Linked DNA regions of Homo sapiens: region 1 is linked to region 2. A link is a loop called in an ENCODE intact Hi-C map of the cell type or tissue named here. Cell type or tissue: PC-3. All regions are shown on one strand. Each heading gives the region's core, and the rest is flanking DNA. Links, peaks and the distances in the headings are about the cores only.

Evidence for each region. Hi-C counts contacts between places; a loop is a spot of excess contacts. Peaks named below come from ENCODE experiments on the same cell type or tissue, not always from the same donor. Only the 100,000 strongest peaks of a DNase experiment are listed, where the experiment ranks them.
Region 1: a loop joins it to region 2, with 9 times the contacts of the local background. A loop is called at or near these places in 7 of 110 quality-filtered maps.

What each region holds. Positions count from the first base shown.
Region 1 is chr6:118,634,057-118,648,407 of GRCh38, reverse strand. All of the region lies in intron 1 of CEP85L (centrosomal protein 85L), which reads left to right. Among named protein-coding and RNA genes, the nearest start is that of CEP85L, 10 kb to the left of the region's middle. In PC-3, for the core only: no CTCF peak of the experiment used is centred there; no DNase peak of the experiment used is centred there.
Region 2 is chr6:118,768,613-118,784,844 of GRCh38, reverse strand. It overlaps the pseudogene SELENOKP3. Among named protein-coding and RNA genes, the nearest start is that of ASF1A, 120 kb to the left of the region's middle. In PC-3, for the core only: a CTCF peak has its summit at 8,107 (motif pointing right); a DNase peak (open chromatin) is centred at 7,974; H3K4me3 peaks cover 770 bases; H3K27ac peaks cover 1,373 bases.

The DNA.
Region 1 (14,351 bases), core at 5,504-13,503, 140 kb after region 2:
GTAAAAAATAGGAATAATAAGTGTAGTTTGAAAAATACTGAACTTTTAGCCTTCGCTTTAGGATTCAGTTTAATTTGGCTTTTCCCATTTTTCAGCTTTTTGGAGTAACTGTTATAAACCAAAAATAAAATGAGTATTTATTTATTTATTTTTTGAGACAGAGTTTCCCTCTGTTGCCCAGCCTGGAGTGCAGTGGTGCGATCTTGGATCACTGCAACTTCCGCCTCCCGGTTCCAAGCGGTTCTCGTGCCTCAGTCTCCCAAATGGCTGGGATTACCGGCATGTGCCACCACACCCAGCTAATTTTTGTATTTTTAGTAGAGACAAGGTCTCACCATGTTGGCCATGCTGGTCGCGAACTCCTGGCCTCAAGTGATCCACCGGCCTCAGCCTCCCAAAGTGCTGGGATTACAGGCATGAGTAACCGCGCCCAGCTAAAATGAGTGTTTTCTTAAGTTTCCTTACAAATATCAAATAAAAGCCTCTCTTTTTTGTATTGGCAAGTGTGGTTAGAAGGCTAATTTAAAATAGAACAATTGGTATCTTTTTATGCATTTGGTTGATTGCATTTGAGATTACCCTATTGTTCAGAATGTATACTGGTTTCAAGTTGGATGAAGGATAGACATATTTCCCGTAGGCTTTTGAAATCAAGCATGATAAAGTGATACTTTGAGTACTTCCTAATACCTAGTTGTGCTAAGTATGTTCCTTTTCGTAAATAATTTTTTTAAAATACTAACATAAGCCAGGCGCAGTGGCTCATGCCTATAATCCCAGCACTTTGGGAGGCCGAGGTGGGCGGATCACTTGAGGTCAGGAGTTACAAACCAGCCTGGCCAACGCGGTGAAACCCAGTCTCTACTAAAAATACAAAAATTAGCCGGGCGTGGTGGCGTGCGCCTGTAATCCCAGCTACTCAGGAGGCTGAAGGCAGGAGAATTGCCTGAACCCGGGAGGCTGAGGTTGCAGTGGGCTGAGATCATGTCGTTGCACTCCAGCCCGGGCAACAGAGTGAGGCTCTGTCTCTTTAAAAAACAAAAGCGAAAACATATATTCAACTCTTAAAACATTTTGAGGTAGAGTATTATACTTTTATAGTGTGCGAAAATAAAATGTTACAGGAAACACTTGAGCTGAAAAAATGTCATTTGTTCATTGCTTTGAGCTTTACATTTACCTCTTAATTGATGCTTGCCATAAGGTGTTTAGTGATGTCATAATGATAGTGGTAATAACTGGTATGGTTACAACTAATAATATTGTTTTCTGCTGTGGTTCTGAATTAGATGGACTTCTAGGAATACTGTGGTAACAATGAAACATAACTCTGGCCTAAACCCAACTGAACATGTTCTTTCATAATAGGTATTGGGGGGTAAGGGGTGAATCTTAACTTTAGTGATGACTTTGGTGAAATGAACTTGATTAATAATTGGAATTTGATCACTTCCTGGCTTGAATGAAGCTGGTAAATTAATCTGAGGCCAAGCAATAAATGGTGAGTTGATAACCTCTATTGTCATGTTGTAATATTTATGTGTGTGAACAGAAAGGGTTGAGAGAGTCATGATTTTTCAGACTGGATGAAATGTGTATTTTTATACTCTGAAAAGATGATGAAGACATAAAGTCTTCTGGATAGTATTTTCCTGAGTTATAGCCTAATTACATAAATTTTGCATTAAGAAAGTGAAGAACGTGATCATCAGACACTTTTTAAGCAATATCATTTTTTATTTTTTTTGAGACAGAGTCTCATTCTGTCACCCAGGCTGGAGTGCGATCTCGGCTCACAGCAACCTCCGTCTCCGGGGTTCAAGCGATTCTCCTACCTCAGCCTCCCGAGTATCTGGGATTAGAGGCGTAAACCACCATACCTGGCTAATGTTTTGTATTTTTGTAGAGTCGGGGTTTCACCATGTTGACCAGGTTGGTCTTGAACTCCTGACCTCAAGTGATCCGCCTGCCTTGGCCTCCGAGAGTGCTGGGATTACAGACATGAGCCACTGCACCCAGCCAATTTTTAAGCAATAACATGTTATTCATTATTATTATTACTATCAGGATTTTCATATTTTACACTGGCAAAGTAATATTCTAAGAAGAGCAATTTATTGTATAGGGTCATTTAAGGATGGGCATGATCAACATAAAAATAACATCAAATTACTTTTCTTTTCTTTTTTTTTAGACAGAATCTTGTTCTGTTGCCCAGGCTGGAGTGCAATGGCGCAATCTCGGCTCACTGCAACCTCCGCCTCATGGGTTCAAGTGATTCTTCTGCCTCAGCCTCCCGAGTAGCTGGGACTACGGGCGTGTGCCACCATGCCTGGCTAATTTTCGTATTTTTAGTAGAGACAGGATTTCACAGTATTGGCCAGGCTGGTGTTGAATTCCTGACCTCGTGATCTGCCAGCCTCGGCCTCCCAAAGTGCTGGGATTAAGGCGTGAGCCACCACGCCTGGCCCCAAATTACTTTTCATACCAATATTTTGATTTCTGTTTTTCTTTAATTAAAAAAAAAATGGTTACCTAGCATAGTGCTTGTTACCTTGGCATTAGAAATGTTTGTGAATTATTCTTTCAATAAATATGGTGTGCTAGACATTGTATAAGCCTCTGGGGATACATCATTGAACAAGAAAGATAAGGTTCTTGCTCTACGGAGGCTTGTATTTTACTTTTAAAAACATTTTTTAGGTTTTGTTTGTTTGTTTGTTTTGTTTTGTTTTTGAGACAGTGTCTCACTCTGTCAGTCAGGCTGGAGTGCGGTTGTGCAATCATAGGTCTCTGCAGCCTTGACCTGCCAGGATCAAGCAGTCCTCTCACTTCAGCCTCTCAGGCTCAGCTGGGAATACAGGCATGTGCACTGACTGCTGGCTAATTTTTGTATTTTCTGTAGAGATGAGGTCTCACTGTTACCCAGGCTGGTCTTGAACTTTTAGGCTCAAGTGATCTCCTGCCTGGGCCTTCCAAGTATTGGGATGACAGGCATGAACCACCATGCTGCCTGGTAGTGGCTTGCATTTTAGAGGGGAGGATCAGTAAGTAAACAGATAGTGAGATGATGCAGCTAGTGTTAAGTACTAAGAGGAAAAGAAGATTGGTGAGGTGGCAGAGGATGGGCAGAGCTCCTTGAGTAGCTGGTCAGGGAGGCCTCTGAGGAGGTAACATTGTTACCTGAATGATGAGAAGAAGCCAGACGTGAAGGGAGAAGTGTTCAGGTGGAGGGAACAAAAAATCTCCAAGGCGGAAATGAGTTCGAGAAGTTTGAAGAACTCCAGTGAGTCTGGAGCTTAGTGAGCAGGACTGTGAGGTGAGGAAGGCCTGATAATAATGTTAGGGGTTGTAGGGAGTCTGGATTCTATTCTGCATGTCAGAAGATGCCGGGGAGTGACTTCATTCTTTCACTCCTGAGCACATTGAGTGCCTACTATGAGGCAGATACTGTTCCCATGTATTGGGGACATGGAACAGATATTCCTTGTCCTAGGTGTTTACAATCAGTCTTGGCTATTCTGTGGAAGAAGAAATTGTAGAGGAGTGGGGCAAGAACAGCAGTAGGGAAGACAGCTAATAGGCCATTGCAGTTATTAGGTGAGAGATGATGGCTTGAGTTAGAATGGTTAGATTGGATTTGGAGAGAAGAAAATGGATTTGGTATATACATGAGAAATCTTAAGGATTTACTGATGGTTTGGAGTTGTCAATTAAGGGAAAGAGGAGTCAAAAATGACATCTTGATTTTGGCTTCTGTGATTATAATCGATAGTGATGCCATTTCCTGAGATGGGGAAGGTTAGTGGGCAGAGGGCGGTGGGGAGAGAGTGTAAGGAAAATAAATGGAATCAAGAGTTCTTTTTGGCCATGTGAAATTTGAGATCCTTTTGAGAAATTCAGGTGAGATGTTGAATATGAAGTTGGGTATAAATGCTGGAGCTCAGTAGGGAGGTTGCTGGGTGAGAGATAGGAATTTGAGAATTACTTGGTTATAAATGGTGTTTAAAGGTCATGGATCACACCGAGAGAATAGAGAAGACAGTAGAGGACTAAGCCCTGGGACACTAACATTTTCTCTTCAGGCAGAGGAAGATGTGCCGTCCAAAGACACTGAGAAGGAGCAGCCAGGGTGGTAGGAGTAAAAGCAGGACAATGAAGTGTTCTGGTAGAGAGGAGTCTGAAGGCAGTAGTGATCACCAGTCTCATGCTTCCAGGCAGCCATGTAAGATGAGTCAGAAGAAAATGCATCAATGCATTTGGCCAGTTTCAGTGAGATACTTAAAAATATAAACCTAGCAGAAATTAGAGATTATCTAATCCAGTGGAGCTGACTTTATTGCATAAGGATTGATACATAAGTGCTTAATAAATGTTTGAATTGCTCTTTACCACTTATTAAGCTAGGGTGACCAGTTGTCTGGGTTTGCCTGACGTTTCAGTTTTAAAACTAGGGGTTGTGTGTCATAGGTTGCCTAGGACTGAAGGGTTTTCTGGGATTCCTTACACTGAACAGTGGCCAAGTCTTGACCAGGGTACTCTGTCTGCTCAGGGCGTCTGAACTGGTGTTAACAGTGTTCTCGCCCCTCAGAATAGAAGATTCTCTCAATCAGGGAACCAGACTTTAGTACTGTATCTAGTTTTATTTCATGCTTTTCTTAACCTCTGTCTGATCTGAGAATCTACCTCAGAAAAGTAACTCTACCCCTACTTTTGTTTTTTTTCTCCTGCTGTAAATTGTTTAAAGACTTCATTAGGTAGTGCTAAATTAATTAAAGTCGTTGATAGGATTTTAAGTTCCTTTAAAGAGAGTTAATGTAAGATCAGAAACTGTTGTATGCCTTTCTACACTGTTAATGTCTAGTGAATGAAACTTATTTGCTTTATTGATACTCGTTTTGAAAATAGTTTTTAGTATTAAAGTTTAGAGTTCTGAAATGAACTATAGTTTTTAGTTATATATTTCTCTGAAAGATTTTGGGATGAAAGATTTGGACTATGTTTCATGTAGTTTAGCATTTTCTACCAGTTGATTACATTGCTTTTGTAGAGGCAGAGATTGCCTCCTGACCATAAGAAATTACATATATATGGCCTTGCTATGACATTTCTGAAGCTTTTCTAAAGCATTCTCATTAATACTGAGCATTCTGTCTCATTTTAGGAATAATGTACTGAAAAGTTGGACTAGAAGTTAAGTGCTTTAATTTTGGGAACAGAAAACTTCCATATATTTATAAATTTTCTCAATTATTTTGTAATATTTTAAGACTTTATTTTTCTTTAGCCATTTAAATGTATTGTGTATGATTCTTATGTTCTAGGACAAAGATAAGCCCGTCTGAAATACCAAGTTGTATATATTTGTAGTGGTTTTATGAACAGCCTCATTAGTTGTTAACTGTACCTTATTTTCCCAGTTTTTAAACAGGAACAAGGACTTACCAAAAACTAAATACGTGGCTGTTATTCCTAATAGTTGCCAAAATGCTTTTTTGAACACAGCTTTTTTTGTTTTTGAGACGGAGTCTCTCTGTCACCCAGGCTGGAGTGCAGTGGTGTGATCTCGGCTCACTGCAACCTCCGCCTCCCAAGTAGCTGGGATTACAGGTGTGCACCACCATGCTGGACTAATTTATTATATATATATATTTTTAGTAGAGACAGGGTTTCACCGTGTTGGCCAGGCTGGTCTCGAACTCCTGACCTTAGGTGATCCACCCTGCTCAGCCTCCCAAAGTGCTGGTGTTACAGATGTGAACCACCGTGCCCAACCCAAGAAAGCCTATTAGCTTAGATTGAGCTAGATTTTAATGTAGGTATTTTTTAACTAGTGTGTTTATGTGAGAAAGTATACTTACTTGATGCTGCTAACCTTATTTTAGCTGAGTGAAAGCATCTTCAGTGACTGCTTAAGTTTAATTCCCAATCTTGGAATCTGATCTTACTTTATTCTTGATTCTTACTTTCTTCTGGCCTAGAATTTTACTTCTGGCTAGAACCTAACTTTTCATGTCTGAGCAGATCTTTGGATCTCTTTTGGGATTGGAGCAGCACAGTTTCTCAATTCACCTCCCCGTTTTGCTACCTGTTGTTTATTTTTATTTTTTTGACACATTTTACAAACCTTTCATAAAAAGGGTAGGGTATAGCAAATGTTTTGAGACCATAGAGAACCAATGGACTCCTTATTTTTTAGACATGCCTAACAGCAAAAATTTCACCCAAATGCTCCTATTTTATGTATGCAATATTTATTATACTTTATCAATTTTAAAATGTACTTTAAAAATGTTTTAGCATTTCTGATATATGGATGCATCATGTAATTCAGGGTGTCATTTAATTGGCATCCTTTTTTTTAGTGGTACATACAGTTGATATATTTTAAAAATTATTTTTTCCAACTCGCATATGCAGATACAAGAGTCATGTTGATTTCCAGTATGCCCTCTACATATTGAACGTTTCATTTGAAAGCATCATCTTTACCCTTATGGGGATCAATGGTTATTTTTTCAAACAGAAATGCTAGGTGACATATTACTGTCAGATCTAATTTTGTAATTTTTTTTTTTTCTCTTGCAAAAGGAATGTTGAAGTGTGTGCATGGGAGGCATCAGCTTGACTATTTTCTTGTTTGTTTATACTTACATTTTTAGTATTATCTTCAGGTTTTTCAACTTCAGGTTTCTTTGCAGTAATATAGAGCCACAAATCCATTTTGTGAGGGCTAGTTTAAGTAAAACTACCTAATGTTATCGATATGCAAATCTGCTTAACCAGCCATGAACTGCAATGCATACCCATACGAAAAAATCAAATGAACAAAGGAGGATGTCACCGTCAAGCCCTCTGTATAGAGCACCTCCGTTTATGTTATATATATGTAACATAATGCTCTGATAATCCAAGTAAGGGCACTAGTGTTAACCTGTATGTTAAATATTATAGCAAAATTTAATGCATTACTTTTTCCTAAAGATAATTTTCAGTATAAACAAGTTTTTTTCTTCCAGCAGCTTGCCAGTGGATTGGCTCGTGTACTCCCTGGCATGCATGTATTCACTTTGCAGATCATAGAGATAGAAAGCTTATGCTTAATCTCTTGGAATGATGTTAAAAAAGTGGTGGTTATCAGAGAGATGGGCATTGGGTTTGTGTTTTGAAGGAGATAAGTAGTTGTAAACATGCTAGTAAGATATTAAGAGAGAAGCTGGTGACAGTGTAGATGTCCTTGATTAAATAGGGAGGGAAAAGAGCAAGGTTAAAAACTTGGAAGAGAGTGGGGTACTGTACCTCATGAGGAGCAGAAGAATTATTGTTATGTGGTATTTGTCAGATGATTTTTTTCTTCTCATTATTAAAGTTACACATGCTCAGTAAAATGTTGACTCAGTACAGAAAAGCTTAAAGTGAAGTAAGCTTTTTTATCTACCTTTCATGTCAGTCCTCCACTCCATTTTTAATAGTTTTTAGTTATCCTTCTGGAAAATTTCTATGCATGGACAGTAATAAAAATAATAACATTTATTGAGATCCTAATTATATGTCTGGCACTTTCAAAAATATATTTACAGGCCAGGTGCAGTGGCTCACGCCTGTAATCCCAGTACTTTGGGAGGCTGAGCAGGCGGATCACTTGAGGTCAGGAGTTCGAGACCAGCCTGGCCAACATGGCGAAACCCCATCTCTACTTAAAAAAAACCTAAAAAATTAGCCAGACATGGTGGTGTGTGCCTGTAATCCGCACAACTTGGGAGGCTGAGGCAGGAGAATCTCTTGAACCTGGGGGATGAATGTTGCAGTGAGCCGAGACTGCACTACTGCACTCCATCCTGGGCAACTGAGAGAGGCTCTGTCTCAAAAACAATAACAACAACAAAAAACTTTACATGTTCATTGATCACAACAACCCTATAATATAGGTACTATTCTATAATTTTTTTCTTCTCTTACATATGAAGAAATTGAGGCACAGAGAGGTTAAGTGATTTATGAGGACTTACTGCTAATAAGAGGTAGAATGAACTTGAACCCAGGTAGCCTGGTTTCACAGTGCACACTGAGCTATACTGGTAATTCTGTGATAAAAGAAACAAACTAAGACTATTGGAGTCACTTACCCTAGAGATAAATAGTACTGAAATGGAGTGGAGGATTGGGATGGAGAAAATAACACTATGTGATGTTTCTGTCATCTTAGCTAGATATTCTGCAGTGTAGTTCCAGATTTGTTGGTTTTTTCTGTTTGGCTACTGTTAATATGAACGTTTTTTTCTTACCGTTTAATGTTCTAATTTTTTGTGTGAGTTTTGTGTCTTTTTAACCTATTGGAGACTGTTTTCCCATGTTAGGAATGTTGGCCATCAGATCTCTAAATTATTTAAAATTACCTTAAAAAAAGCTGCATTGATAAATATTTACTGATCTCTAAATAGATACTTAAATGCATACTGGCTCAAGGGATAGTTTAAAATATCCTGGATTTTAAAATAAGCAGACAACAACCACCAAACAAAACGCTTGTTTGAATCCTTTTTCTGAACACAAAGATATTTTTGTAGTTGTAATTGTAAGGCTTCCAAAATTCTAATTTTATTCTGTGAACATTTGTTAGGTATCCAGTGGTTATAATGACTACATTTATTGAGACCCTGTATAAGTGTGCAGCTCTTTGCTAGGTACTGGACACTAAAAAAAGTTGCCTTTCATTTTTCACAGTTTGGTGAGGGAGAAGAAAGTCATATACATATGGGTTAATATAATTTATTAAATGTTGTTGGAATTTTGAATAATATATTGGGAGTGAACAAAGTATTTAATGCCACCTGGAGGAATCAGGGAAGACAGAACAAGTTAATTCTGAACTAGGACTCTTAAGGTGCAGAAGTGAAACAGCTTGGAGTCATGAAAGAGTCTCATCTGTTTGGAGGAAGTGATTAGGTAAGTGTGGCTAGATAGTTTTTGTAGGTAGAAGTTGCAAAGTGAAGCTGACAATTGGTGAAGAACTTTGCCTAACTTAAGGAGTTTGAATTTATTTAATATGCCGTAAGGGGCTCACAGATCTATGTAAGTAGAAGAATAACATAAACATGCTTGATTCTAGAAGATAGTAGAGTAGAGGCTGGCTTGAGTGGAGTTATTCCAGCAGCAGAATAGGTTCTTTGTGCAAAAGTACTTGTTAATATTTCAGAGATGTTAAAATGTGAACCGCGTGCTACTTATGTAATATAAGGGTAAACATGCTTTATCTACTATTTTATTTGAAAGTGTTGGTTTCCAAGTTGATTTTAAAACATACTAATGGGTGACAGATAATCTGCATTCTGAAAAACATTGCAATTTGTATTCTCGATTTGTATTATGTATTCAGCTTATTTAAAAGTATAAATCTGCTTTGTCAGTAGTGTTATTTTTATTTTCTTCAATTTAGAGCTGTCATTAAAATATTCAATGAGAGTAGTTCTTGTTCTCAGTGCAGTTACATATATATTCAAATGCTGTGGAATACTTGATACTGTATGCATTTTTGCTTCCAATAAAAGAGCTTCAGAAGTAAAATAGGTTGCTTTTTTATTTAATGCTAATCTTCCTGTCTGAGAAATATTCAGAATTTTTAATGTTATCCGCAGGCACTCAGTATTCTATTAAAATAATTAAAATTAGTATTAAAAAATTAGTATTGAAAAATGTAACATATTGTCTTCCAAGGAGGAGTTCCAATGTAGAGTTTCTTGGGATCTTTGCTGTTCTTACAGCAGTCCTTTTGTCTTTAGGTAAGACATTATTGCCAGAGGTTATTCAGCCTTATTTTGAGTTTTTAAGTGCATATTGCATACTAGATATCAATATTCCCATTTCAGTAACATAGTCTTGTAACTATTCTGTGAGAAAATTTTCCTTATTAAATCACCTGGTCAGCATATTTCACATGTACTTCTTCCTGTATTGTGCTTCTGGATTGACTTGTCTAAAGACAAGTCATGTCATTCTTTTCAGACTGTGAATTTTTTCAGTTTAAATTAAAAGATTAGAATGTTATTTTCATGACATTTGTTAATCATCTTCAGTGTTTGAGGCACATACAATACCAGATCTTCTTTTTAAAGACATAGTTATGTTTAAAGGTTAAGGCAAATTAGTTCAGGTGGGAGGAGATCAATTTATATAGTTAATTCTTTTCCTTTTTTTTTTTTTGAGACGGTCTCACTATGTTGCCCAGGCTGGTCTCGAACTCCTGGGCTTAAGCAATCTTACCTTGGCTTCCTGAGTAGCTGGTATTACAGGCATGTGCTACACATGATGTATATTGCCTAATAGCCTATCAAAAGGTTGTGTTTTTGTAATGAATAAATTAACATTACCATTATCAGTGTATGGGAGTATCTAGGAACACTGTTGTTTTGTTCTTTTAACATTTTTGCTAGATTGATAGCTGAAAAATAGCATGTCTTCTGAATTTGATACTACTTGCTTACCAGTGGGCTTGGACTATTTTTCAGAATTTTTTATTTGTGTTTTTCCCTTTGGGGTTTGTCCTTTGTCCATTTAGACTAAACCATTTAGTATTTATTTATTTATTTTTAGTTTGCTTATGATCTCTTTATAATTATGCATTAATACCATATCTGCAAATATTTTTAGTGTTTGCCTTTAACTTCTTAAATATATAGACAACTTTTTTTTTTTTTTTTTTTTTTTGAGACAGTCTTGCTTTATTACCCAGGCTGGAGTGTAGTGGCATGATCTCGGCTTACTGCAGCCTCCACCTCCTGGGTTCAAGTAGCTTAGCTTCCCAGGTAGCTGAGACTACAGGCATGTGCCACCATGCACAGAGGCATTTTTTTGAATTTTTTTTTTTTTTTCTTTTGTAGAGATGGGCTTTTGCCATGTTTTCCAGGCTGGTCTTAAACTCTTGAACTCAAGCTGTCTGCCAGCGTTGGCCTCCCAAAGTGCTGGGATTACAGGTGTGAGCCACCTTGCCCGGCCTAGACAACAATTTGATGATTTATGTGGTTTGCTTACTTTTTGTGTCCTTCTGTAAAAGTCAGAGGTTCAAGTTTATAAGGTGGCAGTACACTGAAAGAAATTTTAGGAAGATCATTTCCCTGAGTTGCTAAATAAAAAGGCTCTAAGTATGTATGTACTGCTCTGTGATTCAAAGATAGAATTTAGGGTTTCTAGAGGGGCGGAATGATAGCATGTCTTAGACCATTTTCTCTGTCATTTCTTATAGCTTTTTTTGTATAAAAGTTAGATAACAGATAGTTGAGATTGTACTGATGTGCTTTGGAAATCTGTGGAATAGGTATCATATTGAGTAGATGATATTGAAATACTGTAATGGAAATTGAGGATTACAACTATTGTTCTTTTCTAAATAGAAGGCTGTCCCCACTTTTTCATATCTGTAGGCAAGATTAGAATTTTTCTAGTTTTCCCAATATTGTATTGAAGTTCTCCAGAGAAACAGAGCCAATAGCATTTAATTAATTAATTAAGAATTGGCTCATGAGATTATGGTGGCTGACAGGTCCCAAGATCTGTGAGGTGATTTGGCAAGCTGGAGACCTGGGATTGTTGATAGCATAGTTCCAGTCTGAAGGCTGGCAGGCTCAAGCCCCAGGAAGAGATCAGTTCAAGCTTGAAGGTAGGAAAAAGCCAGTGTACTAGTGTATTTAATCAAAGGGGATCAGGCAGGAAGAATTCTCTTCTGCTTAGGGGATGGTTAGCTTTTTTGTTGTGTTCAGGCCTTCAGCTGGTTCAGTGAAGCCCACCCACATTATGGAGGGCAGTCTGCCTTATCCAGTCGACCAATCTGAATGTTGAGCTCATCCAAACACCTTCACGGAAGTAATGTTTGACTGCATATCTGGGCACCCCATGGTCCAGTCAAGTTGTCATGTAAAATTAACCATCACACATATTTGACATTGTCCAGGAGTTCCATACCATATGGATAAACTGAGATCATTTATTCTGGAAAAAGAAACCTAAAACACTTGTTGACATTTATTTGTCTTTGTAATCCTTGAAAAACCTCAGTAGTGCTTTCATGAATTGTCAGATTCTGGGCAGCCTGGCTTGCTGATATGTACTCTAGGATGAGCTCACTTTTCTTCCAAATAAAGAAATGAATTAATATGCTGGCTGTAGTTACTTATGAATCAGTTGAATTTTAGGGACTCTTTTCAGTTAGAATGATTTTTTACCACATCTCAGGAGTCTGCAAACTGGCCCCCAGGTTTCATTGGACTTGTCACCTGTTTTTGTAAATAAAGTTTTATTACAACATAGCCACATCCATTTTATTGTCTACAGCTGATTTAGACTACAGTGGCAGAATTGGCTAGTTGAGACGGAGATTGAGTGACCCACAAAACTGAAAATATTTACAATCTGGCTCTTGACAGAAAAAGGTTTTATTGAACTGTTTTTCTGGCAATAGTTAATTATACAAGACTAATGATTGAAGGTTGTCCTAGCTTGTGATAATAACACCATAGCATTAATATGTACAGTGGGCTTTCCTCCCCATTACTGGAGTGAGAAAGTGAGTGAGTGGAGAGAGAGTGAGAGAGAGAATGATTATTGCCTTTTAATCCACAAATGGTTTATTGGCCAAGACTTGTCAACAATCAATAGGGTGGAGGTGTGTTGTAGGCTTTAATGGAGCATGACTTTATACTGCTCAAAATAGTTATATTGCCTAAAAGCAAGGGTTTTAATTCTAGCCATTTTATGCAGCTTTTGTAAAAATTGTTACTAGGAATCTGAATTTGCGTATCTTGAGCTATAGCTGGTTTCTAATCTCAGAATCAAATGTTGATGTAATCTGCAAATCAGTATGCATAATTTTCAGCATTTCCCCACATAAACTGGTAGATTGAATAATAATAATAACCAATGATGGAGTAAATGTTCCTGTAATGTATTTCTTCCTTTAGTAAAACATAGTCAGTGTTAGCATTTAGATATAGAGCTCCCTGAAAGCTTCTTCCATGTATGTAAATGTACAAACTCTTCTCCAGCTGTGGAATCATATTATGTATATAGCTACATAAAATGCTTCTCTTCCATACACACTAGATATATTCTGGATGTTCTTCCATGTTAAAAAATAGGTTGATAAAATCATTTTTAGCACTTAAACATTATCAACTAATTAACAGTTTATATTTTGTTCATAGGCATTTACTTTAAGCAGTGCTGTCAGGAATGTCCTTATACTCATATTTATTTGTAATTGTCTGATATTTCCTTAGGATAAATTCTCAGTAGAAGGTCATGTCTATATTGACATTTAGATACCACTTTCCAGTTTGCCCTTTAGAAAGGTTGTACCAATTTGCAAGGCCACAAAAATATACGAACATTCCCCTCACTTGGTTGACACCAGTCTTTCTTTTATCAACTTGATAGTTTTAAAAATCCAGAAAATTTATTGTCTTTTTCACTTCTCCCACCATTAGTGAGATTTGGCATCGTTTCTTATATTTATTTTTTCATTTACATATAGTCCCAGCCTATTTATGCTATTTGCTGGGTATTCTTAAAAAAAAATAATTATCCAGCTAATAGGTTTGCACTTGTGAGACTAGGCTGGTTGCCATTTTTGATAATAGTTTAGGCAGGACTTTGAGCTCATTTAGATGGGATGTTACCTGATTGAAAAAAAATTTTGGTATAGATTACAGACCACAGATCAGAATTAGAATAGATCTGGTGACAGAACACCTTCTTCTGGTGCTTTAATGTGAGTGTTGAATCACTTGAATTGAAAAGTCTCATTCTGAGAGAAGTCTAGAATCTACAAAGCTTTAAGTGGTTGTTCTGAACCTCAAAGCTGGTAAAAGTGTCTCTTTGGCCACTGTTTTTCAAATTTGATTTGTTAATTTAAATGTATAAGGCTTTTAAGGCTGCTTATATACTTTATACATGTATAAAGCCTAAATTTAATTGATAAATTGCATTTAAATAAATAAATGCATTAAATAAAATAATGTGACAATGTTTTATTAAAAGTGAATCATTAATGTTGAGCTTAGTATGATAGAGGTAGCTTTAGGTCTGGTTTTATTAATTTGTTTATATATTTTGATTTTAATACTGACATAGAGAACAACTAATCCTAAAAGTGTGGTTAAAAAAACTGGTATAATTAATTTTATGCACGTTTGTTGTTTTGTTACCCTTATGTTTAAACTGCCAGAAGGCATTCCTTGCATGCCGGTTTCAATAGGGTATCAATGAATAATTCTGTAAAGCTATCTTCTTTCAAATAATGGTAAATACCCAGTGATGTCATTTGCTCTTTACTTAGAAGCAACTGCTATTTCAACCGCAAA
Region 2 (16,232 bases), core at 3,438-11,437:
TCCTCCCCCGAGACTCCCATTCCCAAGTAAGGAGAATTGCACTGTGTGATTGCAGGTGGAATCTGCCAGCATGAGCTGCCTGAGAGAATAGACAATGGAGCTCTCTGTATCACTGCAGAAAAGGGGAAGGAAAATGCTGACATTTAAATGATTACATTTGGGATCTACAGTTGCCTTGGGGCATGGCAGTGATCACTTAATAGATGAGTCTTCCTTTTTTTTTTGCTTTCAGAGCTTAAATTAGCTTTCAAATAGCTACAAGGTTAGAGAATATATTCTTTAATTAAAGAGGGAGACCTAGCTTCCTTTTCCTTTCCCATAAAGCGTGTGTGTGTGTGTGTGTGTGTGTGTGTGTTTTACTTTGCATTTTTGCATAGACTTTGCAATACTGGGAGCTGCAGATAACTATAGGATTTATGTCCTCTACATAAGGTGACCACACAATAGGACAGTTATTTTAAATATTCTGTCTTTAGGATGAGTCATAATTTTTTATTAAGCAGATGTATTCACTATGCTTAAATGTTTTGGTATCAGTACAGCACAGGGCCTCACACAGAATATTTACTGAATGAATGACTGATTTTATGACCTTATACACTCTGTGCTAATAAATATAAATACACAGAAAATCCATTTGGTAAATATTTCCTAATTCTCTCTGGTAAAACAAAAATTCCAGTAACACGTGCATATCTTCACACACAGTCTAGCAAGGATCTCACTTGTCAGCAGAAATGAGCCATCTGGTTGCTGCCCTGAGAGCCCATCTTACACAAATGTCACCGCTTTCCACATTCACAACGGACCATTTCCTTACCAGCCAGGAGAAGCCAATTATATTTGTCAAATAACAAGAGCAAAGTACATTTTTGCAAGTCAGTCGTCTTGTCTATAATCAACTCAACTTCCTAAATATTAAATATTCAGTAATCTGGCTGTAGATTTCTGGATCATTTAAACAAATGAATAATGCTTGATAAAGCTCAGAAATTGTAAATTTGATAAAGCTCAGAATTGTCAGCTATGTCTTCATACTGTGAATCCAGCAGACTGAGAAATAACAAAAGTGAGTTTGCCAACCCTCTTAAAGATGCATTTGGACCCTGAAGTCCAAGGCAACTGTTGGTTTTGTGTGGCTTCCCCACACCCCAGCTCAGGTGTGTTCACCCACAGATTGTTTAGTCTGCAACTGAAGAGCTGAACATAATCTCAAGCTTGGTTATATCTGCTGCAGATTATTTTGTTTTTAATTTTAAAAAATACAATGTGACTTAGTTATAAATGAGAACAAATTAACAATGAACAATATTTCAAAAGCTGAAAAAGGTGGCACGGACACTAACAGTACTGAATACATAGGCTTTTATCATCTTCAGATTCAGAGTTTTTTGTAACTTAATTATATAAAGATGAGGAGTCAGTTTTGCAAGCTAAAAATATTTACTTATTAGAACTATATGAATACTTCAGTAAAGTATATTAAAAAAGATAATGAGACAGATGTGCATTTATAGAACTGCATGCCAGTTAGCCAGTTCCCTGCAAAGGGAATTCCCAGCATGATCTCATTAATCTGTGAAGACCCAGAGCAATCCTTGTTTAGATGTATGCATTCATCTACTTGTCCAGCATGGTCAGCCCTCCGCTCCTTGGTGGTTTCTCTCTACTGTGAATGTGCATGTCCAGTTGTCTATTTCTTAGAGTAGATATTTACCTTCCTCATCCACCAGCCTTTGGGGGAGGACTGGGGAGATGCAGATGATTGATTTGACCTGTTTTCCCCAGAGGGTTTCCTGGTGGCTGTCTTCCATGATCATATCTGGAATCAGATGTGTTTCCATAGCCTCTTCTTTTCTTCACATGTTGCTGAAGTAGAGTTTTGAAAAACAAAATCACAAACTTGGCTATTCTTCAGAAGAAATCTGTTATCAAAGATAAACTCCAGGGAGATGGACTCTGCTGTCCAACACTTGTCCATTTAAGATGTAAGCCATCCTGCCCCGCTTCCCCACTTCGGAGCAACTTGCAGATTAATTTAACTGGACTAATGCCAGTTCTCAGTTTGAGCCTAAGATGATTCGAACTTGTGTTTTGAATTGGGGAACAGCACTGCATGATGGCTTTTCAGTTCTAGAAGAGAAGAAAAAATCTTTTATTTATTTTTATTTTATTTTATTTTATTTTTTTTGAGACAGAGTCTTGCTCTGTCGCCCAGGCTGGAGCGCAGTGGCGCGATCTCTGCTCACTACAACCTGTGCTTCCCGGGTTCAAGCAGTTCTCCTGTCTCAGCCTCTCAAGTTACAGGCGCGTCCCACCTTATCTGACTATTTTTGTATTTTTAGTAGAGATGGAGTTTCACCATGTTGTCCAGGCTGGTTTCGAACACCTGATCTCAGGTGATCCACCCACCTCGGCCTCCCAAAGTGCTGGAATTACAGGCATGAGAGACACCACGCCCGGCTGGAAATCTTTATTTTAAACTTTTTTATATGCATTTGAGAGAAAAATTAATATGAGGAAGACTTATATCACAGATACCAGTTCCTTGGGCAATTCCTGGAGACCAGGGGTCTGCAAACTATGGTTCACAGGGCCAAATCAAGCTCAGGGCCTGTTTTTGTACTGTCTGCAAGTTAGTAATAGTTTTTGTACTTTTTAAAGTTTGTGAAGAAGAAAAAACAACAAAGAATAATATGAGATAGAGATGTCGTGTGACCTGTAAAGCCTAAAATATTTACAATCTGCCCCTGGGCGGTTTGCCAACCCTGGGCTATAGACTCATGTCTGCACTCTCTGGAGAAAGGGGTTGAATGCAGCAGGTGAAATCAATGCAAGGTCAGGGATGGAGAAAAAGAATATTCTTCCACTTCTGTGAGGATCATAGCATGACTCTGGCAGAGTTAAGATTCTAGAAAAAAACAATACTTGGGATAGAAGGTTTTTGGTGCCTGGGAAGACCATGCTTTGGGCAGAGACATCAGCCTCCGCAGGACACCAGTGATGGTTATGGAGGCGTGGGGTGGCCTTTCTGTGACTTCACGAGCAGCCAGCATCACAGTGAGAGTCAGAATTCCTTTCCACAGAGAAACAACCTCCAGGGACTTGCACATGTAATTTGTGAACTGGGGAAGGGGCTGAACCCTTTCCCAAAGAGGTGGGTTAAAATCCAGTGAAACTTTAGCAATTAATGCTGTAGAAAGAAAAAAAGTGACAGCGTCCCCTTGCCCAATCTTTTTCTATGATGTCACTTTCAGAGAACACAGACCAAAAATCAAAAGCAAATTAGGCTGGGTGCAGTGGCTCACACCTGTAATCCCAGCACTTTGGGAGGCTGAGGTGGGAGGATCACTTGAGGTCAGGATTTGTAGACTAGCCTGGCCAATATGGCAAAACCCCCGTCTCTATTAAAAACACAAAAATTAGCCAGATGTGGTGGTGTACACATGTCATCCCAACTGTTCAGGAGGCTGAAGCAGGAGAATCGGTTGAATGCAGGAGGCAGAGAGATTGTAGTGAGCCGAGATCACGCCACTGCACTCCAGCCTGGGTGACAGAGAGAGACTCCGTCTCAAAAAAATAAATAAATAAAAGAAAACAAAAAAGGGCAAATTAATTTGAGTCTTTACCTGTATCTCTCGAGTGACATTCAAATGGAAATATGGTTTATAATCTCCAGTCCCTCTTCCTCCAGGCTCCCACTCTCTCATGCCCTGTAGCTTCCTCAGGATCCACCTCCACCCACCATTCCTGTTTCCTTTCCCTGCCTTTTCTGACACAGACCTTCCACAATGAACCTGATCTGAAAGATGACTGTGAGTTAAGATCAGGATGGGGGTGAAGTGGCACAGAACGCTGAGCAAGAAGCACCAGAATTTTCCTCTGGGGTTATGGGAAGGGAAAGCTGGGAATCCGTGTGCATTCATCATTGTCCTGATGTATTGTTCATAGGAATCTAGTCATTCCCCACCCCGAGGCTAGAGAGGCCAAGGGAAACTTTAGCTATACCAAATTGTGAAATTGAAATTTGTATTTAGTTCCCTAGCTTCCCTTTTTTGCAAATTTTCCCACCATTCAATGACTTATACGTTTTAAAAACACTTAAGGAATGCCTTCTATCTGCTCGTAGTTCAGAAAGAAAGAAATATTCTAGAGAGCTAGACAGACAAGTAAACAAATAATTACATGAGTATAATAAACACTATAATAGAGTTGTAAGAGTATAATATAAAACAATGATTATTTTGCACTTCCCCCTTCCCAGAATCTAGTGGCCTAAACAAGAAAGCAGTTTGTTTCTCTTTTATGTAACGGTTCAAGTGTAAGTAGCCAAGGGATGCTATGGTGGTTCCACGGTGATGGGGATCCAGGTTCCTTCTGTCTTGTTGCCCATTCATCCCTTAGGGTGTTCTGCACAAATAACTCACCACCACATCTGCTGGGTCTGTATGCCAACTAGCAAGGGAGTAGGGGGAGAGAGAAAGGTACTTCCTTTAAGGAAGTAGCCTGGAACTTCAATTCTGCTCATAGAATATATCATTTAATCACATCTAGCTGCCAGGGAGGCTGGGAAATGTGGTCTTTAGCTGGATGGCCATGTGCCACCAAAAGCTTGTGTTTTGTATTTACTAAATGAAGAAGGGGAGGATGGATTTTGGGAATAACTCATAGTCTCTGCTACAAATTACAGCTAATTCAATATTCCCCAAGATTATGTTGGCCAAAAAATAATTTGTTCTCAGTAGGAATGGCTTTTAACCCTACAGTTTCCCCTACATCTCAGAACGCGACCGCGAGATGTAGCTGAAATCTGGAAAAGCTACAGAACACTCAAAGGGGAAGTAAAAGACAGATCCTTCTGGTACAGGCAGTATAAGGCTTTTGCTAAACAATTCAAGGATCTAAGCTAAGGAATCTGGGTGGCAAACAGCATTTGGCTTTCCTCCTAACACATGTGTTCCACCTATTCATGATGAAAAAGGAGAGAGTACCTAGAACTACTCAAAGTTTGAGATTTATCAGCATGTAGCATCTGCTCCCATCTATTTCCATCCAGGTGCTGCACACCAACTTTAGTGGTTCCTCACAGTCCCCACAAAATTGCTCTTCATCTTACACTTCACAGTCAACCTCAACAACGCTCCAACAACCTTGTAGAAGAAGTACCAAAACTTCCACAAGGTTGAATGCCTAGAGTAGTGGGAAGGGTATGAACAAGAGGGGTGTTTGCAAAGCTTACCTTCCCGTTAAGAAGGATGCACGCTAGATGGGTCAGATGCTGCCATTTTGATACAGACTTTGAGGTAGCTATTTTGACCAGACTAAAACCAAACCACTGGATTTTTATTTTCCCAAATAAAAACTGCTTTAATATTTTTATCTGATAACAAAACTAACAAATACCCACTTTGAAAGAACCTGACAGTGCCAGAAATTTTGCACCGGTGCCTAAATAAAATAAAATAAAAGCCATCCAATACAAAATACTTGATGGGTATTTTTCCCCCAGAATTGTTCATTGCATAGGCATAAAAATTGCTGGTTGGATTTTCTGGGAAACAGATTCTGAGACAGAGTTTGCTGTATAGCATCTCGTTGAAGAATTGTCCTTGGGGTTAACACCTATGGAAAGAAGAGAAATAAAACAAAATTGGATGGAGCGAGAACTCCAGCTAATCATAGGCGTGACAACAGACTTAGCCTTCCCCACGAGGACTGTACAGTGTAAATGGCGCATCAGAGTTGTTCTGTGTTGGGCTGAAGTGGCCTGGCCTTATACTCCTACCTCCATCAGGATGTGCCCACCCTACCTGCTCAGGAGAGGTGACTCTGCAGCTGAGGCAGTCCTTGAAGGGACAGCTAGGGCAAAATGTCCTTCTTTGAAGGGAGATCTGGGTATGTTTCATCTACCCTACCCTCCATGCACGCACACACACGCACACACATACACGCCATATATATAGCTTTAAACAAAAATATGATCATATTATCTATGCTCTTATGACACTGACATTTTTTGCTTAGCAACATAGTGTAAACATTTTCCCATGACCCAAAATATACATCCCATTCATTTTTAATTACTGCAGATATTCTATTGAGTTGTACAATACTTCATCAAATACCTGTTGATGGGCATCTGAGAACCTTCCTAATTTTTGTCTCTACAAATAACTTGATCATGAACATACTAATGTTTGTATCTTTTCACACATGTGTAATTATTGCCATAAAATAATTCCCCCAAGTGGAATTGCTGAGCCAAAAGGTTTGCATTTTTACATTTTGAGGTATAATGCTAAATTACCTCCCAGAAAGCTGCACCAGCCTACCAGAGCACTGAGGGTAAGCCACATCAATCTTTTTTTTTTTTTTTTTTTTTTTTTTTTGAGACAGAGCCTCGTTCTGTCACCCAGGCTGGAGTGCAGTGGCGCAATCTTGGCTCACTGCAACCTTCACTTCCTGGGTTCAAGCGATTCTCCTGCCTCAGCCTCCCAAGTAGCTGAGATTACAGGCATGCACCACCATGCCCGGCTAATTTTTGTATTTTTAGTAGAGACGGGGTTTCAGCATGTTGGCCAGGCTGGTGTCAAACTCCTGACCTCAAGTGATTCACCCACCTTGCCTTCCCAAAGTACTGGGATTACAGGTGTGAGCCACTGCACCCGGCCCACATTGTTTTCTTAATAGCATTCATTAATGAGATGTTAGGTTAAAGCTGTTTCATATCTTGACAGATTGTAATTTTTCATTTATTTTTCCCTTTGTGAATTATCTCTACTCACCCTTTGCACATTTTTCTCTGGTTTGCAAGTATCTGTTATATTGAGGTTAATAAATCTGTCTGGTATATATGATACAGTATTATTTCCTAATGCATAGTTTGTGTCTTAATTTTTTCTTTTTCTTTTCTTTTATCTATTATTTTTTGAAAAAAATCCATTAAATCCATCTCTTGTCTCTTTTAGAGATTCTGGTTTAGATGTTACTCCTTACCAGTTTCTCTCTACCCTTAGTTTATAGAGATATTCATCTGAGTTTTCTTCTGGTACTTTTATAAATCCTCACTTTCACATTTTCTGTTAGTAAACAGTGTAAAAAATAGACATTCTCTCATCAGTGCACTTCTTAATCTCATCTAGTTCTCAAACCACACTGAGTTACCTGTTACTGAGAAAAGTAATAAATAAAACATTGGTTTTACATTTCAAAATGGTCATTTTGATGGAATTGCATCTAGTTGGCTGCTTTAATAGTCTTACTCCGTCAGAAATGCCCCTAAATACCTGCCATGGGAGGCTGAGTTGGGAGGGGGTTTCTTTCAGCCTCTAGCATGCTAACCTCAGGCAACCCACTGAGGTGTGAGCTAAGGGCACACCTGTGTGCAAAATGAAGTTCCAAAAGTCAGCACCTCTTCTAGGCATTCTTCCTGCTCACCCCTACCTTACCCCACAGTTTCCTTTCCTCCCACACAATTGCTGGCTACAGGTTTCCTGGCTCTGTACCAAGATGTCTCTAGGGGTTATCCACTCTGCTTTTCCCTCCTGGCTTAAAAAAAAAATAACTTTACTGAGGTATAATTTACATACCATACCATAAAATTCACGCCTTTAAAATCCATACTGCAGTGATGTTTTACAAAATTTACTCAGTTGTGCAACAGGTACAGTCTGGTTTTAGAACATTTTTGTCACCGCAATAAAGTCCTTCATGCCCATTTACAGTTAATCCCCATGCCCTCCCCAGCCCCAGGCAATCACTGATCTACCTTCTATAGAGTTACCTTTTCTGGGCATATCAGATAAATGGAATCATATACTCCTCTAGTTTTGACACTGCCTCTTATCTCCAGTGAGAAATTCCAGATTCGGCGTCAGCTCTGTGGAAACTGACCTGCCAACCAAATGCAGGTTCACATAGCTAATAGATGAGAGCTCTGACTCAAGTCCAGTTCTTGTGGTTCCAAATTCTTTTCAGTCCTTCCCACATTCCTGATCTGGCTACATTTTCAATGTTGTATGGAAAAGTTGGTGATGGCCCTTTAAAATAAGTCGCAAAGATTACTGGCCTTTTGATACACATGGGCACTGATTTCATGACTCTTTTCAGCCACCAGAGGGTGCCCCAAAGATCTATCTTTGAATTGGCTTTTGCTTGTTACTGTTAGACATCTAAGAAAGAGAATGTGAGTTGTCACCTGATTCTGGGTGAGTTTTTTTCCAAAATACTTTTCCTCTCTGAGTAATTGCAAATAGCAATGGAGAATAAAAACTAGAAACTGTTTTTTTGTGCACATTGAAAGGTTTTTTTTAGGCTTTTAAGAGAGAGATTTTTTTAAAATATAATAAAAAGGGAAAATACAGACGATTTAAGAAACTGGTGAAGAGTTCTTAAATTATGGCAATCCAGCATGACAGATATCAATTAACCAAAATATTAAGGTGTTTTTGCTAATCTTTTGCATATTTACATAACTAAGTCAATCCTTTGAGGGAGAAGGGAAATGGAAACATATTTTTAAATTAAGTTACCCAAATCCAGTATCTGCATAGCTAGAATTAACTGGATAAAAATTCAGTATGACAACTGAATTTATCTTTTGAAAAATAATTTTAAGGCCCGGCATGGTGGCTCATGCCTGTAATCCTAGCACTTTGGGAGGCCAAGGCAAGTGGATCACCTGAGGTCAGGAGTTCAAGACCAGCCTGGCCAACATGGTAAAACACCATCTCTACTAAAAATACAAAAAAAAAAAAAAAAAAAAAAAAAAAAAAATTAGCCGAGCATGGTGGCATATGCCTGTAATCCCAGCTACTTGGGAGGCTGAGGCAGGAGAATTGCTTGAACCTGGGAGATGGAGGTTGCAGTGAGCCAAGATTGTGCCACTGCACTCCAGCCTGGGCGACAGAGCAAGACTCTGTCTCAAAAACAAAACAAAACAAAACAAAACAAAACAAAAAAACCAACAACAACAAAAGAAAAATAATTTTGTTGTGATGTTTTTGCAGCTATCTGTACTAAAAGTGGCTGAATTCATTTGTCAATTTTGACTTTAAGAAGCGCTTAGCATTGCAGTCTCCAGGATCCAGAGGGCAGATGTATCTCTTGACCTCCTCCAACTGAGCATCTCCTTCATTTTCTTTATTCTGGATGGATGGATGGGTGGTTGAATGGACAGAGGCTGCTCAGCAGGCAGGATGACAGCTCCAGGGAGCATATTCAGAAGAACTTGATGATGAACTCTACTAAGGACCACACCTGCCACTTGTCCGTCACTGGGTAGTGACATATGTCTGGTAGTGCTATATTCCCTTCAAGGACTGTATGATCCCCAGAAATGGCTGCAGCTGTAGAAGCAGTATTAGACCCAAGTCACAAGGCATGGGTTTCAGGGCTGGATCTTCCCATACCTTGCGATGTGTCACTTAACCCTTATGTATCTTCTCATTTCTAAAAATCTATAAAATGGCAATGATAATAATATTTGCCCTAATTATCCTCTTACAGGGATATTTCAAGGATGAAATGGAATAATAATGGATAATAATGGAAAATAATGGATAATACTAGACAAATACAAAGTACAATTATTATAGCACTGTGCCTATGTGAGAAAGACAGAAAAAGAGGCAGAGGTAAATACTCAAAGACAGAGGAAAGAGAGAAGAAAGAAGCTTGGAGAGTGAGAGGGAGAGAAGACAATCTCCATTCCAAAGGCACGATTCTTCCTGCAATCATGCTAAGGTATAAAAGGTCATCTTTCCTCATTTTTATACAGTCACCCCCTCTGAAGAATAGCAAATAATCCATTCTAGTCTCAGGAGATTATTGTACTAATATTATTCAAACATCAGAACCTTTAAAATGTGTTTATGCTTTTCCGTGAGGATTAGTTGCTTTTAAAATATAAATGTCCCAACAAATCCCAGGATTGGATAGTGCCAGTTAAAAATCTCACATTGACTGGGATGGAAAGGCCAAGAATTGACTCACCAGGAGTGGGAAAGTGTGACTTTTACCCCTACCCTTCACTTGACAAGTAAGTCATTCTTGAAAACTCTGCTCCTAAGTGAAACATTGCTCAATGGCAGCTGTTTCCATTATTTTTAATGGGAAAAGTTCCTGTGTGTTCCACTCCATGTAGTCAGCTCCCTAGGTGCTGAGTGTTTTCCTGAGAGACACTTGCTTCCTCCATTTATGGCATTTACAACATATGATGAGATGCATCAACACTTGGGCTGGAAACTGGATTTACGGATGCTGTTGAAAAGGGTAGATGACACTGAAAGGAAGATGTGTAGAGCTTCCAAAAATAGCAAACCTTCAAGTACTGTCCAAGCATCAAATTCTATGCAATTAATTAATAGGCTAATGAGGAAGCACAGCATTCTGGTCACATGGGTAAGGTCCCTGCAGTCTCTGGAAGGCAGCATTTTTATTATGGGCTTCCATTCCAAATGGCAAGTGATCAAGACTCGGGCCGTCGGATACCCCCTGCCTAGAAGTCTGTTTAAACTGATGAAACCATAATGTCAAAATGTTACTTTAAAAAATTGTGGTAAAATATGCATAGCATAAAATTTACCATTTTGATCATTTTTAAGAGTGTAGTTCATGAGCATTAAGTGAATTCCCAGTGTTGTGTAACCATCACCACTATCCATTTCCAGAATGTTTTCATTATCTCAATCAGAAACTTTTTAGCTGTTAAATAATAACACCCGATTACCCCAACATGCAACCCCTGGTAACCATACAATACCACCTTTATAAATGTATTCATTTAGTGTGTCCTGGCATGAGAAAGTCACCATACGAAAAGGAAAAGTGGCAGAGTTGTTATATGAAAAATAGTAAAACTCTGCAAGAGTTGTTCTAGTGAAAATCATAAACCTGTCTGTCTTGTCTTAACACGGTGAGCATCAGAATTGCGCAGCGATCTGGAGTGCTCCGATGCACTGGGAGCAAGATGTGTTTGCTGAGCGCACAAAAGCTCCCACATGAGTGGTGGCTGTATTGGACAAAGTGAGAATGTTGAGGAATCCCCTATGAACCCAGAAGGAGCCCAGGCAAGCTGGGAGGTGTAGGGGCCTGTCTGGGGTCAGGAACAGGGGCTCAGAAGGAGCCCAGGCAAGCTGGGAGGTGTAGGGGCCTGTCTGGGGTCAGGAGCAGGGGCTCAGAAGGAGTCCAGGCAAGCTGGGAGGTGTAGGGGCCTGTCTGGGGTCAGGAGCAGGGGCTCAGAAGGAGCCCAGGCAAGCTGGGAGGTGTGGGGGCCTGTCTGGGGTCAGGAGCAGGGGCAAGGCCATGCTCCCAACCAAAAAATGTATGGCAATCATCATCTGAACTCTGAACATTATTCCAAAGGAAAACATTTAATTAGTACCCAAAGGGACATTTTTCTGTAATTTGAAACACCTACCCAATGATCCCTTGAATAAAATTCAATCTTTAGATACATACTTTAAAAAAAGCATATATAGAAAACACTGTAATGAACATATTAATTAATAGTAATAATGATCTATGTTTAATTGGGCTGACAAAGTCTCTTCTTTTATACTTTATTTACAACCTTAGACTCCTACTCAAACTGACCCCTTTTAGGAGCCTGCTTTTTCTAAAAGCACAAGAATTTAGTGGTGAAGGAAATACACGTATTAAAGGCTTTCTAGGATTCTCTGCCTCAAGGTGTTTTGCTAATGTGTACCAGAACATTCTTGAAAGGAGAAAAAGAAAAGAGAAAGGAATTCTTTGTAAAGAGAAGAATCTGCCTTTGGGCACTTTTAGCACAATTATCTATTAATCTGCAACCTAGTTAAGAGAACGGGAAATAACATGTATTGTGCATGGTGCTTTCAATAACAACAGCTAACATGCATCTGAACATTTACTACATTCCCGGCACTATGGAAATCTTTTCTAATTTCATTTGCTCATCACAACCACCAGAGAAACAGAGAATGATTTTTATGAATATTATAGAGAGAGAGAAAACTGAGACTTGAAGACATTAAGCAGCTTGCCCAGAGTCACACAGCGAGTAAATGGTTGAGCCAGAATTTGAATCCTAAGTAGTCTGACCCCAGGTGCACTTACTGGATTCAACTTTCCTGGTTTAATTCATGTAAAACCTCTATAAGGTAAAACATTTTTACCTGTATTTTACAGATGAGAAGACTGGAGTTTAGAATACATTCATGCACCACATAATGTGCATAACGTGGTCAAAGGCAGACCATGTATATGACGGTGGCCCCATAAGATTATAACGGAGCTGAAACATTTCTATAGCCTAGTGGTGTCCTAGCCATCTTCACACTGTAGCACTGTGCATTTCCTACGGATCTGTGGTGACGCTGGTGTAAAGTAACGTGTACTGCACTGCCCATTGCCTAAAACTATAGCACATAAAATTATGTAGCATACACAATACTTGATAATGATAATAAATGACTATGTTACTGGTTTATATTTTTTATCTGTATTTTGGCATGTACTTCTACTTATTAAAAAAATTAACTGTAGGCCAGGTGCGGTGGCTCATGCCTGTAATCCCAGCACTTTGGAAGGTTGAGGTGGGTGAATCACCTGAGGTCAGTAGTTCGAGACCAGCCTGGCCAACATGGTGAAACCCCATCTCTACTAAAAATACAAAAAAATTAGCTGGGTGTGGTGGCGGGCTCTTGTAATCCCAGCTACTTGGGAGGCTAAGGCAGAAGAATTGTTTGAACCCAGGAGGCAGAGGTTGCAGTGAGCCGAGATCGTGGCACTGTGCTCCAGCCTGGGTGACAGAGTGAGACTCTGTCTCAAAAAAAACAAAACAAACAAACTAACTAACAAACTGACTGTAGAACAGCCTTAAACGGGTTCTTCAGGAGGAATTCCAGAAGAAGGCATTGTTATCGTAGGAGATGACAGCTCCATGCATGTTATTGCCCCTGAAGACTTTCCAGTGGGACAAAACGTGGAGGTGGAAGACAGCGATATTGATGATCTTGACCCTGAATAAGCTTAGGCTACTGTGTGTGTGTCTTAGTTTTTAACAAAAAAGTTTAAAAAGTAAAAAAAAAAAAAAAAAAAAAAAAAATTAAGTAGATAAAGGCTTATAGGATAAGGATATGAAAAAAGAAAATATTTTTGAACAGCTGTACAGTGTGTGTTAAGCTACATGTTTTAAGTCAAAAGTTAAAACAATTTAAAGTTTATCAAATAAATAAGTTACCATAAGTGAAGATTAACTTCAACTTATTATTGAAGAAAGAAAAATTTTAAAATAAATTTAGTGTAGTCTAAATGTACCATGTTTATAAAATCTAAAGTAGTGCACAGTAATGTCCTAGACCTTCTCATTCACTCACCACTCACTCACTGACTCACCCAGAGAAACGTTCAGTTGTGCAAGCTCTTCAGGGTAAGTGCCCTATACAGGTGTACCATTTATATCTATTATACTATGTTTTTTCTGTACCTTTTATATATTTAGATAGGTTTAGATACCTAATTGCTTGCCATTGTATCACAATTGTGGACAGTATTCAGTACAGTAACATGCTGTACAGGTTTGTAGCCTAGGAGCAATGGGTTTTACCATAGATACCACAGCAATATCATATATCCCAGGTGTTGTGAACCCTGAAAAAGCTAACACTTTGAGATGGATCCTGAGTGGCTAACTGGGTCTAAATTCTGAGTGGAGCTGAGAGCCAATTGCTAACTGAAGGTTACACACATACCTTGTGCCAGCTGAACAGTAGATAAACTTTGGGGCTTTCAAAGCTGTCTGTTCCCGTTTGTGCCTCCAGAATCAATTGCCACTGGAAGGCTCCATTCTGCCAACTGGACCTGACCAATGAACTTAGTCTGGTGATCAGTTTTAACATCAACCAATTTTAACTGAACAAGCTTGCATCATTCATTTGCATAGTGGACTGGAGTGGGAACTTGGGTGGGAACGTTCCCCATATATGACAGCCTCTCTGCTCTGGTGGAGTGCACCTTTGTTTTATACCAAAGGCGTGTCTCCTTCTTTGCAAACTGCTTGCTGAAATGAAGTCTCTTTCTCTTTTAAATGGGACTCCTTTTTAGTGAAAGTGTTAAGAGTGTGTAGTAGGCTATACCATCTAGGTTTTGTAAGTACACTTTATGATGTTTGCACAATGATGAAATCACCTAATGATGCATTTCTCAGTGACACAGGACTGGAGTTAATTGGCCCAAGATTACAGCTAATATTTGATGGGGCTGAGAATCAGGCCTGCTGTTATTGGACCCTCAAGCCCTGGTTCTTTCCATTAAACACATGGTCTATTAGCTGCTGCCATTCCCAGAGGGCACTTTAAAAACACAAGGGAAATTGAATTGACGCACAGCAAGAGCAGTTTCATGGCAGTTCATCACTCCTACCAAGCTTTTACTCCTAGGAAGGCTCCAAGGTCTGATAAATCTTTGCACATGTTCTTTACCCCTCCTTGCAAGTCTCTTGAATGGTACTTGACACAAATCAGATAATCAAGATTCATTTGCTGAAAGGGATGAAAATAACACAAAGTTTGCCTACATGCTCTCTGACACTGATAGGAATCACCAAGGAACAGATGTGCAGGACCCAGATGAAAGAACAGAGAACATGCGATAATACATTTACAAGAGTTTCATGAAATGATTAAGGGTAAGTGTCTTTACTCTTAATCATTTGTTTTTTTCCTCAGGAAAAAGCAACTCCAACAATTTGAACTCTATATAATTTAGGACAGGAGCTTCTCTTTACACTCTATGAAATTCTTGCCAACTTAAACTTATGACTCAATCTTTTCTCCAAACCCAAATGTGATGCCAAATTCAGACTGAGAGAAAAAATATATAAAAATATATAAATCTAATTTTTATTTAAAAATGAATACCCATGTGACTATTAGAAGAAAATAATGGTTATAATCAGACCAGGTGTGGTGGCTCATGCCTGTAATCCCAACAATTCGGGAGGCCAAGGCGGGCAGATCACTTGAGGTCAGGAGTTCAAGACCAGCCTGGCCAACATGGTGAAACACCATCTCTACTAAAAATACAAAAATTAACCAAGTATGATAGCTCACACCTGTAATCCCAGCTACTCGGAAGGCTGAGGCACAAGAATCACTTGAACCTGGGAGGTGGAAGTTGCAGTGAGCCGAGATCCTGCCACTGCACTCCAGCCTGGGCAAAAGAGTGAGACTCTGTCTCAAAAAAAAAAAAAAAAAAAAAAGAAAAGAAAGAAAGAAAGAATGGCTATAATCATCTCAAAATAAACACTATGTTTGGTCAGGGAGTGGGTCAACTAATAATAAAGGAAAACCTGTTTTCCGTAAGTCTTAAAGTGACCCTATGGTAATTTTAATATAAGCAATTACTTTGGCAATGTGAAGAATCCATGCTAATTTACCTGTTTTATTATGGGGTAGATTATGGGGTCCTTCTTAAACACAGAATATTATTCAAATATCTTAGATGCTGCCTAAAACGCTTTAATGCACATATAGAGGGGAAAACTGCACAGTCCAAATAGCTTTTGTTTCAAACTGAGATGCAAAGGCCAAGAGGAGGAAGTTGAGCAAGCAAGTTGACTGCCCAAACCAGATTGAGAAAGATCATCATAGGAACACTACTTGCAGAACTGGATGCTCAGCTTCCTTTTCTTTCTTCCTCTGTTTACCAAGGGCAAGAAAAGACAGATGCTGAAAGCTTAGAACTCAGTAGGGCAGCTAGTGCTTTCCTTTGAAGGAGCAGTAAGCCGACACGGCTGAAACCGTGTTTGTTTCAGAAGCTGCTGGAAGGAAATGCTTTCTTCTATCATATGTCACCTAAACCAGCAGTTTCCAGTTGCCTTCCTCTGAAAGTTTCCACTGCCCTCATTCAGAGACTAGTTCCCTGTGGGGTAAGAGAATAATGAAGACAACTAGAGTTGGGTCAGAAAACCGCCTCAGCCATCAAGATGGCACCTGCTTCTCGTGGCAATCCTTTGCTTTCCTACTCACCTTCATCCTTTACTGTCCCTCCCTTCCTTTTAGACTCTCAAGGTTGTGCTCTTTAAACAGCTCAGTCAAACATCCCCTTGGTGTTTTCTCCAACCGCATTCTTTCTCTTTGGCATTTCTGCTCCATTTGACTGTGCTGATCCCTGTCTTACTTTACAATGCAGGTGGAACTTCAAAGCATTTGCCTGAAAGCTCTTTTCCAAATGGGAAGAGCAGAATGCTG